2 separate regions of the Homo sapiens genome follow, and region 1 is linked to region 2. Evidence: read pairs that join two places in POLR2A ChIA-PET (ENCODE). Cell type or tissue: IMR-90. All regions are shown on one strand.

What was found. Peaks named below come from ENCODE experiments on the same cell type or tissue, not always from the same donor. Only the 100,000 strongest peaks of a DNase experiment are listed, where the experiment ranks them.
Region 1: POLR2A ChIA-PET joins it to region 2 with 11 read pairs; 9 of 35 experiments call an interaction of 5 or more read pairs at or near these places.

What each region holds. Positions count from the first base shown.
Region 1 is chr11:69,626,421-69,634,420 of GRCh38, reverse strand. No RefSeq gene overlaps it. Among named protein-coding and RNA genes, the nearest start is that of CCND1, 11 kb to the left of the region's middle. In IMR-90, no CTCF peak of the experiment used is centred here; no DNase peak of the experiment used is centred here.
Region 2 is chr11:69,349,459-69,357,458 of GRCh38, reverse strand. All of the region lies in intron 2 of LOC105369370 (a long non-coding RNA gene), which reads right to left. Among named protein-coding and RNA genes, the nearest start is that of MYEOV, 59 kb to the right of the region's middle. In IMR-90, no CTCF peak of the experiment used is centred here; DNase peaks (open chromatin) are centred at 4,528 and 5,838; H3K27ac peaks cover 1,755 bases.

The DNA of each region.
Region 1 (8,000 bases), 280 kb before region 2:
AGAAGGGAGCCACTGAAGGTTATTGAGGGCCAGGGGCGTGGGGCCGGAGCAGCTTGCTGGGAAGGTGAACCTGGGCTTCTCCAAAGGGAGACAGATCCTGGAGCTCCCTTGCCCCCCCAGGCCTCTGCCTTTTAGTTGTCATCTGATGAAGCCAAGCTTGGAATCCACCCACCCATGAATTCCCATGCGAGCTCCAAGGTGCTAGACAGAGGCTGTTTGGAAAGAAGAGATGAGAGATAACGACAGTAACTGGGGAGATGCAATGTAGGGGAGTCACGGGAGGAGGCAGCGAGTCACACTTCCAGGAGTAAGGGGTGGGCAGGGGAGAAACAGGGAGGAGATGGGAAAGTTAGGAGCCTCCACAGGGAAGCAGCCCTTCTCCCTAGACCCTGGCTGCTCCCTAGACCCCGGCTATTCTCTGGGCAAAGATACTGGTGAGCCCTGCTGGCGGTGATGGCGTGGCCCCCCGAGACGCTTACTGTGCTCTCCACCTGCCCTGCATCTTCACAGAGGGCATCTAATTCAATCTTCATGGCAGCTCCAAGGAGAGGCCCTTTATCCCCATTTTACAGATGAGGAAACCGAAGCCCAACACATCATTCAGCTGTGGTAGAGCTGAGATGCCTTCTCACTCTGACTCCAGAATGCAAGGAGAAAAACGGTAAACTCCAAAGCACCTAGAAATGGTAGGGTTCACCTTTTTATTTTTTTGAAACCACTTTATTGAAAAATAACTTACATACCGTAAAGTTCACTCGTTTAGAGTATATAGTTCGATGGATTTTGTTATGTTGGACAGCCACCATCACCATCTGAGAACATTTTCATCATCCGCCAAAGAAACCCTGTACCCATTTGTAGTTATTCACCCTTTTCTTCCCCCTTTTCCCCAGCCCCTGGCAACCACTAATCTTTCTCTGTGGATCTGCCTTTTCTGGACATTTCCAACAGATGGAATCATATGCTATGCAGCCTCTTGCATCTGGCTTTTTCCACTTAGCATCACGTTTTCAAGGCCCACATGTGGCATGTGTCCATGGTTCATTCCTCTTTATGGTTGAATACTATCAATCGTATTGATAGACCACATTTTGCTTATCCATTCATCAGTCAATGGGCCTTAGGATGGTTTCTACCTTTGGTTACTGTGGACAATGCTGCCGATGAACACAGAGGTACAAGTTTATGTGTGGATGCTGTTTTCATTTCTCTTTCACAAGGCTTATCATTTTTTTCCCCCTAGATACAGGGTCTTGCTCTGTTGCCCATGCTGGAGTGCAGTGGCACGATCATACCTTACTGTAGCCTTGACCTCCTGGTCTCAAGCAATCCTCCTGCCTTCGCCTCCCAAGTAGCTGGGACTATAGGCACTTGTCACGTCACCCAGCTAATTTTTTAATTTTTGTAAACATGGGGTCTCACTATGTTGCCCAGGCTGGTCTCAAACTCCTGGGCTCAAGTAATCCTCTGGCCTTGGCCTCCCAAAGTGCTGGGATTATAGGCATGAGCCACCACACCTGGCCTTAATTCTTCTTCTTATTATTATTAACCTATTTCCCCTTTGAGGAATAAAGTTTCTGTACTTTAAAAAAATAGAATTTTCCCACTTTTTGTCTATTATGAATAACACTGCTAAGATTTTATGTAAAATTTATTTTTGAAATAAACTTGACAGCATGATGTTATAAGATACATATACATAGTAAAATGGTTACCATAGTGAATTAGTGTAACATACCTGTCATCTCACATAGTTACTTTTTTTTGTGAACAGAGCAGCTAAAATCTGCTCACTTAACACAAATCTCTTGTTTCTGGACTTTCTATCCCGTTCCACTGGTCTCTTTTTCAGTCCTTACCCCAGAAGCATCATGGAAGCTATACGCTACGAATTCTTGATATCTGGCGGGCTAAATCCTCCAACCCACTTCTCTTTTATGGTTGCCCTGGCTACTCCTGGCCCTTGGGGCTCCATAAACATTTCAGAATCAACTTACACATGTGCACACACACAATGCTGGAATTTTGATTGGGATTGTATTGGATCTATAGATCAATTTTGAGGGAATTGACACTTTTACTAACAGAGTCATTCAATTCATGGGCATGATATAGACCTCTGTTTATTTAGATTGTCCTTAATTTAATTGCAGGTGTGTGTGTGTGAGTGTGTGTGTGTGTGTTGGGTGTTGTGCATCTTTTATTAGATTTCTTCTTAAGTACTTGATATTTTGATGTCATTATAAATAGTATTATTTATACATTTCATCTTTTTGGATCAAGATTTTGAATTGGGAGCTGGTGGTGGGAAGAATCAGAAAAGGTAGGAAATGTTTTCTAGTGTAGAACTGGGTGAGGCATTCAAGTTTATGAGCAGCAGTATCTGTGCTGCCCATCATAGAGCTGTGGGCTCTGGTGACAAGGTGGTGTGGGCCGCTGCAGTTTTACTGGAGGGTCTGGTGTTGGGATAGGTAGGGGTAGCCCTGGCTTCTCATCAGAGAAGATCTGCAGCATGCTTCCATTGTGATTCGTGCTGTCTTGCCTCCCTTGTTCCTGCCTATCTTCTGCATCTGATTTTCCTTTTCTGCTGAAATCTGCCAGCATTGGTTTCTGTTGCTTGGAACCAAACACTAGGATGAGGAGGACACCAAGACTGATCACTTTTGCAAGTTGCATAGAGACCCGTTACATCATTGACAATTATCCTATTTGCAAGAGATACCCTAGAGACAATCTCATGTTCAAGAAGAGGGGAATGGCAAATTAGGGTGTGTTCACTGGATGGAAAAACATTAAATGAAAAAAAGCAAGATACAAAAGATAAAACCAGCATAAATTCAGCAAAATAAATACATAGCTGGTTTGAAGGACATATAGCAAAAGAGTAGGAGCTGAGACTTGGGATGATTGGAGTGATTTTTCCCTTTTTTTTTTTTTTTTTTTTTTTTTTTTTTGTTGAGACAGAGGCTTGCTCTGTCTCCCAGGCTGGAGTGCAGTGGCGCGGTCTCAGCTCACTGCAAACTCCACCTCCTGGGTTCAAACGATTCTCCTGCCTCAGCCTCCCAAGTAGTTGGGATTAGAGGCATGCGCCACCATGCCCAGCTATTTTTCTTTTCTTTCTTTTTTTTCTTTTTTTTTTTTGTATTTTTAGTAGAGACGGGTTTCACCATGTTGGCCAGGCTGGTCTCGAACTCCTGACCTCAGGTGATCTGCCCGCCTCGGCCTCCCAAAGTGCTGGGATTACAGGCATGAACCACCACACCTGGCCAATTTTTTCCTTTTCTATACTCTGTTATGTACTTTCACATACTGTATTCTATTATGAACAAATACTACCTTTATAGTAGAGAAAAGAATCCAACCAGAAACAACTTCAAAAGACACCCAGGTATTTTCCAGGTCCCAGGCTCCCTGGCTCAGGGAACACCTGAGCCAAATCCCATGTGTTTTATTGGGCAGTAGCTACATGAGATTCTCTCCGTCATGGAGGGAGGAGCCCCTTGCCCAGCCCCCAGTTACCAGGCTCAGGAGGATCCTAAATTCCCCATGACCTCCTTTCCAGCAGGCAGTGGAATGGGAGGCTGGTGTTTCAGGTAGAGTTTAATTGGTCTGGTCCCAGGGCAGATGCTGCACGTAAATACAAAGGCAGGCCTTCGTGTCACTGGATGATGACAACTTAGGAGCACAGGAGGCCTGGATTCTGCCTCCTAAGATGCAGGGCATGGGCCGAAAGCAGGAGGAAATGGAAAGAGAAATGACAGTTATAGCATCAACATACAATGCTTTCGGCACAGGGCCGGTGGGGTGGCTGCTGAGTAAGAAGCAGTAAGGCAGCCGTGTTTTCCTTAGCATGAACTTTGACCACGCTACCTCTAAGAATTCATGAGGTCCTTGGGAGACGTGTGTGTCTGATCCAGCAGCAGCCTGCTGTCTACTAGGGCAAATCAGGACACTTTGAAGGCTGCTAGACCTCCAGAGTCTCCCTCAATTCCTCCCAGGAGCATTGTATTCACAGGTGGGAAAAGGCAGTGCTGCGGGATAGGGTTCTGGGTGGCAGGCATTGCTCAGTGCCCTTTGATATCTTTAATACTCTCCTTCTTCCATAGCAATAGAGTTTTTAACTGGGCACCTACTACTCAGCTAAAGACTACATTTCCCAGCATCCCTTGCAGCAGGGGATGGCCATGTGACTAAGTCCTAGCCAGTTGGCTGTGAGAGCAACTGCTGATTGAAACTCCTGGGTTGGGGCATTAAAAGGCAGGGGCATGCTATCCCCTTCTCCTTTTCCTCTTCCTGATGAGGCGCAAACATGGCAGTGACTTTTCTTGAATGATGTGGATGAGGAATGTCACATTGATGAGGGCCCTTTACTCAATTATAGAGTAGTGCCACCATACCAAGTTTTGTACATGAGAGGAAAAAATACATTATGCCTTATTTCAGCCACTTTGTATTCATGATATTGGCAGTGGGAGTGGTTTCCTTGAAGACAGGCAGAGATTGGAAGGGCAAGAGGCTTGAAGGGGGCAGTGCTCTAGATGAGAGGAAGAGACTTGGAATTGCCCACGCTGGGTCTTAGGGCACAGGGACAGGGATGAGGGGGCCCTGTGCAGGGCTGAACTTCCTGTGGTGCTTCCCAGGAATGATGGGCAGTGACTCAAATTGTGGAACTTAACTTGTTCCCTTCCACACTATGATTCCCTTAGCTCTCTTAGCCCTCAGTGAGGCCTGTCCTCTGCCATGAAGATTAAGAAGCAAGAACAGTGATGCCACAGAGACACAGTCAATGGCAAAGTGGTAGTGGCCCTTAGTGGGGTCAGGATTTTCGGGGAGGAGCAGGAAGTCTGAGAGCAGAGCTGCCAGGGGAGAAATCAGCTTTGCTGGAAAGGGAAGGAAGTTGGAGAGGAGAATGGGTCACGGGTGGGGGGGTGCGGGGGGTTATTTTCTTTTCAACGGGAGAAATAGCAGCAGACTTGTTTGTTGAATGGGAACATTCCAGGAGAAAGGGAAAATGATGCAGGGGAGAGGCAAACATTGCAAAGCCCTTCAGGAGGCTGTGGGGCGGGGCCCGGTGCACAGGCAGAGAACTGGCTCTGGCTGGGAACATGAATGGTTTGTCTGCATTCATGGAAGAGACAGGAGAGTCAGTGGTCATAAATGCTGGGATGGGGGCTTCTGGGAGTGTGGGGCGTGTATGAGGACAAAGTACCCAGACAAGGAGAAAAGTCCCAGTTCTGAGGGATGAAGCGGGACCCAGGCTGAGCCACAGCAGTAGCAAGGGACAAAGGAGGTCCAACAAGGGCTAATGATGAAAGAGGAGACAGAAAAGCTGGAGAGTTTTTATTTTACACTTTTTTGCATTTTTCAGTGCTGATCATGAATTTTTTGTGTTTTTCAATGCTGATCATGAATTTTTTTTTAATAACAAAAAAGAACTATAAAATAAGCTCTGATTTTAAAAGTTGTGGCAGACGGTCTCTAGAATGGCACCCAGTAGTCCTGTCTCCTGACACTCGTGCCCTTGTGCAATCCCGTGCTCCTTGAGTGTGGGTGAGGCCTGTGACTTCCAAGGAAATGTGATGAGACATCCCTTCCAAGACCGGGTTCTGAAAAGGCTGTGCTGTCTGCCTTGCTGGCGGTCTTGGAGCCCTTGCCCTTGGAGAAGCCAGCTGCTATGTTGTGAGTTGTCCTCTGGGTTGTCCACATGGCCAGGAACTGCAGTCCCCAGCCCACAGCCAGCAAGGCCTTGCAGGCTGCTGACAGCCACGGGTGTGAGCCTGTAAGTCCACCCTTGAGATGGCTCCAGCCCCCCAAGAGCCCTTTATTGCAGCCTGTGAGAGACCCTGAGCCAGGGGACCAAGCTAAGCCCCACGCCGATTCCTGACCCACATCACCTAGGTGATAACAAATGGGCATTGTTTTAAACAACATTTTGGGGCAGCTTGTTACACAGCAATGAATAACTAATACAAAAGGAGAGGCATGTTTCCAGCTCCTGATTCAGTCCTTTCATTTCTAAGCAAGCATACAGGCCTGTCCTCCTCCTTGCCTCCCGGGTCTGCCGATGGATTACAGCCCAGCCAAGCAAGGCTGTGCGGTGATGACATGTGCGGCTCTGGGGCCAGACCCTGGGCTTCCAGTCTTAGCTCTGCTGCTTGCTGGCTGTGTGGTCTTAATTGAGTTGCTTTCTCCATGTGCCTTGTTTTACTTCCCTGTAAAATGGGGTGATAACAATGGGAGGACTTAACAAGTCAATTCCTGTAAAGTGCCCTGACCTAGGGCCTTCACATAGCTGGTGCTGAAGGTGTCAGCTGCTGTTACGCTCATCACACAGCTTGACGTCGGGCCTGTGAAGCTTGCTGTATGTCACCATTCCCTTTGCCCACCCGCCTGGCAGGCTACACTCAAGGACTTCTCTCACGATGCTACTCTGCACTCAGGCACCCTCAGTGGCTCCCCGGGGAATCCTGAAGGTGTTCTAAAATCACTACCTGGCGTTCCAAGACCCTCTTCACCCAAGTCAACTTTTCCCCACCCCCGGGGGCCTACCACACCTCTTTTCCAGCCCATGGGACTCAGCTGTTCTTGTAGTGGTGCCCCTGCCCCCAAGTGCACGGCACCTGGACCTTCAACACAAGACCCCACCGCGGTCCCACCTCGCCACATTGCAACCAGCTGCGCACAGCCGCCACCCACACCTGCCGACGTGTCTCAGGCACCATACGTGTTGCTCTACGGAAGAGTGACTTCCTCCAGAGTCTGTGACCACCCATTCCCTCCCACTGCCATCCTGGGCTCTCTAGGAGCTCAGGAGAGGGAGGGATCCCACGTGGCTTCTCTTTGGAGAAGGCGGGCTGGCTTGAGATTTGAAGCAGGCGTGGAGTGCCAGGAGGTAGGGGGTCTGTCTGCAAAGGCAGCTCGTGAGAAGTCATGAAAACACCGAGATCATGTACTTCCAGCTTCTCATGCTAAGATGCCCAACTCGAGCACCATGGCTGGATGGAGCCGGACTCCCAGGGAGCCTCAGCCCAGGCGGAGGCTCAGCAGGCAGCTCTCTGCTGCTTTCTGTATTTAGTCGTCGTTGTTTTCGCTGTTGTGGGCTTTTTTTTGTGTTTTGTTTTTTGTTTTGCCATAGAACCTTGACTGGCAATACACAAACCTCCTCAAAAGAACATGAAAAGGAAAATTAGAGGGAGACTGCTGAGGTACTTTGCACAATTGGAAAAATCAGCATTCTCCCTGTTGCAGAGTTCACCGGCACATCCACTCAACTCTGATTAAGGGGCCTTGGTGTTTGTGGGGGCGTTCGGCAAGAGGCCTCTGATTGGGAGACAATTTTGTGGCTTCAGCCTGTAACTTGGGTGCAAGGGATCAGGCACAGTTAATGTGATAACCTTGCAAACCTCTGCTTGTGACCGAAGTGCCTGGCCACCACGAGCCATCATTAAAGACATGCTGCAAACACTCCTGAGGCTGGGAAGGGCCAGGAAGGTGGCACTCTGGAAGGCAGTTGGGAAGAGCCCTTTTATGGCTGGTGTTGGGAGTTTGGAGATAAAAGTCACTGGTCATGTTTATCATCTAGTTCTTTTTTTTTTTTTCTGAGATGGAGTCTTGCTTTGTCACCCAGGCTGGAGTGCAATGGCGTGATCTTGGCTCACTGCAACTTCCACCTCCTGGGTTCAAGCGATTCTTCTGCCTCAGCCTCCCAAGTAGCTGAGATTATAGGCACCTGCCACCGCACCCAGCTGATTTTTGTGTTTTTAGTAGAGATAGGGTTTCACCAGGTTGGCCAGGCTGGTCTCGAACTCCTGACCTCAGGTGATCCACCTGCCTTGGCCTCCCAAAGTGCTGGGATTACAGGCATGAGCCACCGCACCCGGCTATCTTCTAGTTCTAAATGCACCCTGCTATTGAGTTTCATATTTGCTAGATATCAGTGTTTGATATTATCCATGCCCTAGACCAGGGGTGTCCCATTCTTTGGCTTCCCTGGGCCTCTT
Region 2 (8,000 bases):
CTGAGTGGCCACTAACTCCGTGGCTTCTTGTGTTAAATGTCATTCACATTTGTCACCCCATCGTGCCCCTAGTTCAACTCACACCAACTGCAACATGTTTCCAATGGGGGTCGCACTGCCCCAACTTCCTGAGACACTTATCTGACCCAGTCACTCTCCCTCTCAATCCTTCAATAGCTCCCTATTGCCTTCAGTCTCAATGCTGTCTCTGCATCCCAGGCAGCCACACAGCAGGGGCTCTGTACCCGTCTGCTGCCTTGGAGGGTGGGGAAGGGGCATCTGCCCCACATGTGGCCCCACCTGTCAGGTTTCCCCGATGCTCAGATGTGCACCAGCTCCCATGGGAGGGGAAAGGAGTGTGGGGGCGAGACTTTCAGCCTGTGCTCCCAGCAGCAGTGTTTCAAAAGAGTTTGTTTTCTTTCAAAACAGAATATATCGAGCGTCCGGCCGGCCAGTGGGTCTGGGGCCAGAGACCAGAGAAGTGCTGCAGGCACTGGGCATGCTGAGTGACATCACCATGGGCCGGTGCTGGCAGGGGCTGGGCCAGACCACAGGCAGCGGGTAGTGCAGAGCCCTCCCCGAGCTGGGCCAGGTCTGGCACAGGGGTCCCAACCCTAGTGGGTTCCCAGATAGGGGCTGAAGAGTCCCTGAGTCCCCTGAGCTCCCGGTGGACTCCACTGTCTCAGTGTGCCAGCCCAGTCTTCACTCCACCCACTGGGGTGCTCCTGGGCAGTGGGCAGACCTCCCGCTCTGTCCTCCTGGCCCAGCATGGAGGTCTTCGGGGGCGGGAGAACAGTGAGGTAGTCCCCCTTTACCTGCGGGTGCACTGTGCCTCGTCAATCAGTCTTCCAAGCAGCCTTTGAAACTGCTTCCCTCTCTACAGACGAGGAAACTGAGGCTCACAATGCTTACTGTACATGCTTAGAGTCCAGTGTTTCCTCTTCCCTCCCTCCCTTCCTTCCTCCCTCCTTCTTTCCTCCCTCCTTCCCTCCTTCCTTCCTCCCTCCTTCCCTCTCTCCTTCTTTCCTTCTATTCTTCCCTCCCTCCCTCCATCCATCTTTCTTCCCTCCCTTCCTTCCTCCCTCCTTTCCTTCCCTCTCTCTTCCCTCCCTCTTTCCCTCCTTTCTCGCTCCTTCCTTCCTTCTCTCCTCCCTCCCTCCCTCTTTCCTTCCTTTCTTCCTTCCATCCATCCTTTCCTCCTTCTCCTCTCCCTCCCTCCCTTCTTTCCTCCCTCCTTCTTTCCCTCCCTACTCCTCTCCCTCCCTCCTTCCTTCTCTTCATCCTCCCCCTCCCTCTTTCCTTCCTTTCTCTCCCATCCCATCCTATTGTACAATAATGTAATAATGCTTCGCTGGGCACGTGGCCTCCCAGATAAACACTGCATTTCCCAGACTCCCTTGCAACACATCCCAGCCATGAATAAGTTCTGATTGAGGCCACTCCAGCTGAAGCTCCATAAGCCCTTTTAAGCCTTGCCCTTAATGGCAAGAGGTGTCCCCTCCTCCCTCCCCATCTTGGACCCAAGATGGAAGTGACTTGCTGAGGATGGCGAGGGAGAGAGATAGAAGGAGCCAGGCCCCTGGCACTGTCAGGCCACCAATCAGCCCTGGGCTGCCTATCTCCCTTTTATGTGAGATCTTGACGCAGGGATTGAGCCCCTGTGTTTTTAGGTGTCTTTGTTGCAGCGGTGTAACTAACTCATGCAGAATTGCCCCAAGCTTCGATCTGGGGACTCACATCTTTTACCACCATGCGCTTCGGCCTCTTTATGTTTCATTTGGGCAGTTGGATCTCAAGGGGTCTCGCTGCCAGCAAAATGAACAAGCTGCAGGCTACCAGGGCACCACGGTTTGGTTGGCTCTGGGCTCTCAGCTCTCCATACCCAACCCAGGACCTGGCCCAGGGCAGGGGACCGGCAGAGTCTGAGAGTCCCAGAGCCTGGACCTGGGTGGGTGCTTTGGGAGGCACAGAATAAGGAGGGCGGCTAATGCATATCCAGTGCATTTGGGAAGGGTGCTGGGCTGGGCATGCCTCTGTGTGGTCTCCATCCATCTCTTGGGCACCTGCAAGGGGTTTGACCCAAGGCTAGGCACTTCCCACATGGTCCAGCATTCTTTACTTTTCTTTTTTTCTTTTTTGAGACAGAGTCTCGCTTTGTCACCCAGGCTCGAGTGCAGTGGCAGGATCTCGGCTCACTGCAACCTCCACCTCCTGGGTTCAAGTGATTCTCCTGCCTCACCCTCCCAAGTAGCTGGGATTACAGGTGCCCCCCACCATGCCTGGCTATTTTTTATTTTTTATGTTTTTAGTAGAGACAGGGTTTCACTATGTTGTACAGGCTGGTTTCGAACTCCTAATCTCAAGTGATTCACCCACAGCTTCATCGAGGTGGAATTCACGAACCAGCAGTCCACCCATGTGAAATGTGCAATTCAGTGGTCTTCAGTATATTCAGACTCGGGCATCCAACACCAGAATCAATGTTAGGATATTTTCATTCTCCTGGAAAGAAACTCCACACCTTCCAGCCATGCCCCACAACTTCCCCACCCCCCATTCATTCCCCAGCCCCAGTAACCACCCTTCTACTCTATCCCTCTACAGACTTGCCAACTCTGGGCATTTCATTAAATGGAATTCTACGACATTTAGTTTTGTTGTGACTGGCTTCTTTTACTTGGCCTAATGTTTTTGAGGTTCATGCATGTTTGCAGCATGGACCAGGAGTGCATTCCTTTTCAGGGCTGAATAATATTCCCTTGTGTGGCTAGACCACAGTTGGTTTCTCTGTGCGTCAGTTGCTGTGGACATTGGGTTGTTGCACTGTGGCTGCTGTGGATGGTGCTGCTGTGAGCTTGGCTGTGCAGGTTTTTGTGCAGACATGTTTTCTGTTCTCTTGAGCAGGTACCTGGGAGTGACTTGCTGGGCCCTGTGCTAATGCTGGTTAACCCTTTAGGTTCCTTGTTGCACTGGAACTATGCAGACTGTGAAGGCGGCCTGGGCTTCTGTCTGGCTCCAGCATCTGCAGCTGGCAGCCTTGGGCAAGTCCCAGCAGCTCAGATTCTGCCTTTGCTGTCAGTAGCACAGCAGGGGGCAAGCATGTGTGTGAATTTGCAGGGGGTCCTGTAATTCATAGCAGGCCCACTGGGGCTGCTCACCGAGCTCCATTCTCTCCCCCTGGCTGAGGCGGTCAGAGGGGATGAGACAGAGAGATGCATAAGGATCCACCCTCCCAGCCGACCTCCTGCTGCCCTGAAACCTGCTGCTGAATTTCTCTGGGCCCAGCCTGGGGCTTTGCACACCTGCCCACTAGCCCCTGACGACACCATCTCAACCCAAAGCTCCCTCCCCGGGCCTTGAGTTATCTGGGGAGGGGGGCGTCATAGAGCCCTCAACTCTCCCTCACACCCATGGCAGAGGCTGGGCCTGCCCTGGAGCCGATGAGGACCTTGCAAGGGGGTCTGCCACAGTCCTGGGGGGTTCCCTCCAAGGGAGGGACTGAGCCCCACCCATCCGTGACTCTGTCTTGACGTAGGCTCCTGCCCCAACCCCAGGTCACTGTCTCTTCTCCACGATTGCAAGTGACCTTAGCCCCGCTGCACCGTTGGAAGGGACGTCGGCCTGTGTGGGTGGCAGTTGGTATGTGGACTCAAGACCTGCGGCACCTCTCAAAGGCTCGCGTGGCCCCCGGACACCCCTGGTGGCCCTGCCCTGACCCCAGGCGTAACCTCACCTGGGCCCTCTGATTCAGCACCCACAGGGCCCCTGTGAAGCAGATGCTATCACCATTGCCCCTTCACAGATGAGGAAACTGAGGCACAGAGCAGGAAAGAAACTTTACCATGGTGACACTTGCGGCAATTCAGAGCCTGCTGTCACTCAGGGACCTCATCCGGCCTTCACTGCCCACAGCACTGCCCAGGGTCAGCACCAGTGCACCTTTGGGTGGGATGGGAAGCTGTGAAACCCAGAGAGGGACAGAAATGGGCCCAGGAAGCAGCCCAGGCCAGTCTGGGAGGTGGCTCTCCACCATCACCTTCTCTGATACTCAAGGTGAGGCTGTAGGGGTGGGTGGGAGTGGGGTCCCTGCATCTGGAGGGCAGGGTAGGATAAGCAGGGTCCCTACACCACCTTGTTCTTGCTCTGTGACCAGAAATGCTGCACATCCCTGAGAAACAGTTCTGTTCTCTATCAAATGGCAAAACCTATCATGGGAATGCTTGTTGTAAAGGCTACTAGTATTTACATATCAGGTATCAATAAGGATAATAAATTGTGAGCTTATTATTTGCTAGCCCTATGCTGAGTGTTTACTAATGATTGCTTCATTTAGCCTGAAATGTGAATTCAGATCAGATTTCAGAGCTGACATTCATAATTGCTACCTCCTCCCACAATAATCATTTAACAGCTGCCATTTACTGGGCTCTGGCTCTGGTAGGCTGCAGGCTGTGATTTCATGTGACTTCTTACTTGATCCTCATGACAACCCTCTGAGTAAGTACTGCTACCATAATCTCCACTTCACAGAAGAGGAAACTGCAGCTCAGCGAGGGTGAGTCACTTGCCCAAGGTCACACAGCTGGTCTGCAGCAGAGCTAGGATTTGAGTCGGGGTTGTGTGGCTGTAAGAGACATGCCTGTAGCCATTCTGCTCTGTGCTGCCTCCTAAAATGCCCAGCCTGTTGTCCTAAACTGGAAACAGCCCAGCTGTCCATCAGCAAGGGACTAGATCAATAGACTGCAGTATGTTCATGCAATGTGGTATCACCCAGTAATGAAAAGTCATGAACTATTTCTACATTTAACAGCATGGAGGCATCCCACAGATACTATGTTTTAAGAAAAGAAGCCAGATGTTTTAAAACACATATTGTGTGGTTCTGTTTATGTGATATTCAGGAATGGACAAAACTAACCAATGGTTAAATAAGTCAGAATGATGATTACTTGTGAAGTGAGTACACCCTTGGAGTGGGAATTCTGGAGGGACTAGAAATGATCCACCTATTGATCTAAGTGGTTGTGATTGTTCATTTTGTGGGCCAGCTAGGCTGGGCCACAGGATGCCAGATAGCCAGTGAGTGATTTCTCGGCGTGTCTATGAAGGTCTGGAGGAGACTGGCATTTGAATTCATGGGCTGAGTCAAGCAGATGGCCCTTCTCAGGGTGGGTGAACACCATCCAACCTATTGTGGGTCTGAATAGAACTAATAGATGGATGAAGGGTGAATTAACTCTGCCTGATGGCCTGAGCTGAGACATCAGTCTCTTTCTGTCAGCACTCATGGTTCTCAGGCCTTCAGATCTAGATTGGAATCAACACCATTGGTTCTCTGACTCTCAGGCCTTCAAACTACACCACTGGCTTTCCTGGGTCTCCAGCTTGCAGAGGGCAGCTTGTGGGACTTCTCAGCCTCCATAATCCTATGAACCAATAACTTACGGTAAATAAAGAAATACACACACATGCGCACACACACACACACGCACACACACACATATGCACACACGCACATCCACACACACAGGCACACACACACATCCATGCACACACACCACACACACACATCTCCTGTTGGTTCTATTTCTCTGGAAAACCCTGACTATTATAGCAGTGGTTATGTGGATGCACACATATGTATGAATCAATAGCCTGCTAAAACAAAGACATCTACATAATTCAGAGGATCTTAACAGAATGTAGAGTCTATATAATATGACATTAAGATTGTCTATGATACAATCCAAAATTATTTGACATACAAAGAAACAGGAACATGCAGCCCATTCTCAAAGGATAAAAAAATTAACAGATGAAAGCACCAAGATGACTCAGACATTGAAATTATCAGACAAAGAATTTAAAGCATCTACTACAACTCTACTCAATGAGATCAAGGAAATACATTTGAAATGAATAAGCAAATAAGAAATCCTGGCAGAGAAAGTATTAAAAGAGGATATTGGAATTTTAGAAATAACAAAGAAAATATTTGAAATGTTTAAAAATCACTGGATGGATCAATAGCAGAATGGAAATGAGAAAGGCAAAAGTCAGCAAACCCATAGATCAATAAAATGAGTCAATCAGAAGGACACAGAGGAAAAAAAGATTGAAGAAGGAAAGGAACAAAGAGCATCAGGAACCTGTGAAGCCATATCCAAAGCTCTTAAACATTATAACTAGTCCAGAAAGAGAGGAGAGTGAGATGGGAGCAGAAAAATCTTTGAAGACATGACTGAAAATCTTATATATTTAGTGTAAGACATAAGTTTACAGATTCAAGAAACTCAGAGAACCCCAAACAGGATAGAATCAAAGAAACCATGCATAGAGCAACTACATACACACAGGGAAATGCAGCCAAACAGCCAACAGATAAATTAATATGGAATACTATAAAATATTCAAATAATCCAAAAGCATGCAGAGAAAGGGGAATAAAGGAACCAAAAAAGAGAAAAGATCAGCATTAAATGTTAATGTTCTAAACACTCCAATGAAAAGGAAGAAATTGACAATATGGATTTTTAAAAGCAACACCCAATTATGTGCTGCCTACAAGAGATTTACTTTGAATACAAAAACACAAATAAGACAAAAGTAAATAAACTGAAAAGAATAAACACAAGATGCAAAGAATAAACACAAGATGTCAGGGTGGCTATAATGATATTAATTAATCAATATGAGACATTATTAATAATAATTACTCAATAAGATGTTAACTAATGTTAATAATTATGCATATTGATCAGTTAATTAATAATAATTACTTAATATTATATTATGAGCAATTATTTTTAATTACTCATATAGATTAATATTAATACTTATGTTGATATTAATATTAATAACTTTCAATACAGCAATATCAGAGATAAGGAGAGACATTTTACATAATAAAAGGAATGATTAGAAAGGCATAAAAGTGTAAATTTTGATTTGTCTAAAATATATAATATAGCTTCAAAATATATAAACAAAATTAATAAAGGGAAGAAATGCACACAAATCCCACTATCACAAAGAGAGATTTTAATACCCTTTCTCAGCAATTAAAAGAACAAATATATAAGAAATTAGTAAAATAATTAATAATAATTACTCAATATGATGTTAACTAATGTTAATAATTACACTTATTGATTAATTAATAATTACTCAATATATTAATATGAGTAATTATTTTTAATTACTTATTTAATTGAAATTAAATGGCAAAAACCGCAATTACTTTTGCACCAACCTAATATAAACATAACTATTCATCACCTTGATCTGACTGATAACTATAGCACACTATACCTAGCAACTGTATGTGGTACATTTCACCAAGAAAGACCATATGCTGGGCCAGAAAACAAGTCTCATTAATTTTAAAAGAATAGAAATCATGTAGGGTGTGTACTCTGACAACAACTGAACCTAATTAGAAATCAGTAATAGTAGGATGTCTAGCAAAACCCCAAATATCTATAAATGTTTCATGCGTCTACAAATGACTCATGAATTCAAGATGAAATCACGAGGGAAATCAGAAAATAATTTGAATTGAAAGACAATGAAAATACATCCTATCAAAATCTGTGGGATTCAGCCACAATAGTTGTTAGAGGGAAGCTCAGAACTTTAAATACTTACATTAGAAAGCAAGAGCAATCTAAAATCAATTACCTGAAGATCCACCTTGAGGAGTTAGAAAAGAGAAGAGCAAAGTAAAGCCAAATTAAGTGGAAGAAAGGAAAAAATAACAGTAAGAGCAGAAATAAATGAAATAGAAAACAGACAGACAAAAAAGAAGGAAAAAAAGCCAAAAGTTGATTATTTGAGATCAACAAAATTAATAAACTCTTAGCTAGACTGTTGAAGTAAAAACGAGAGAATACAAACTACCAGTGCAGAAACTGAAAGGGTATTTATTATTAACACAGATCCTACAGACTTTTAAGGGCTATCATAAACATCTTTATACCAAAACTTCAACAACTTAAATT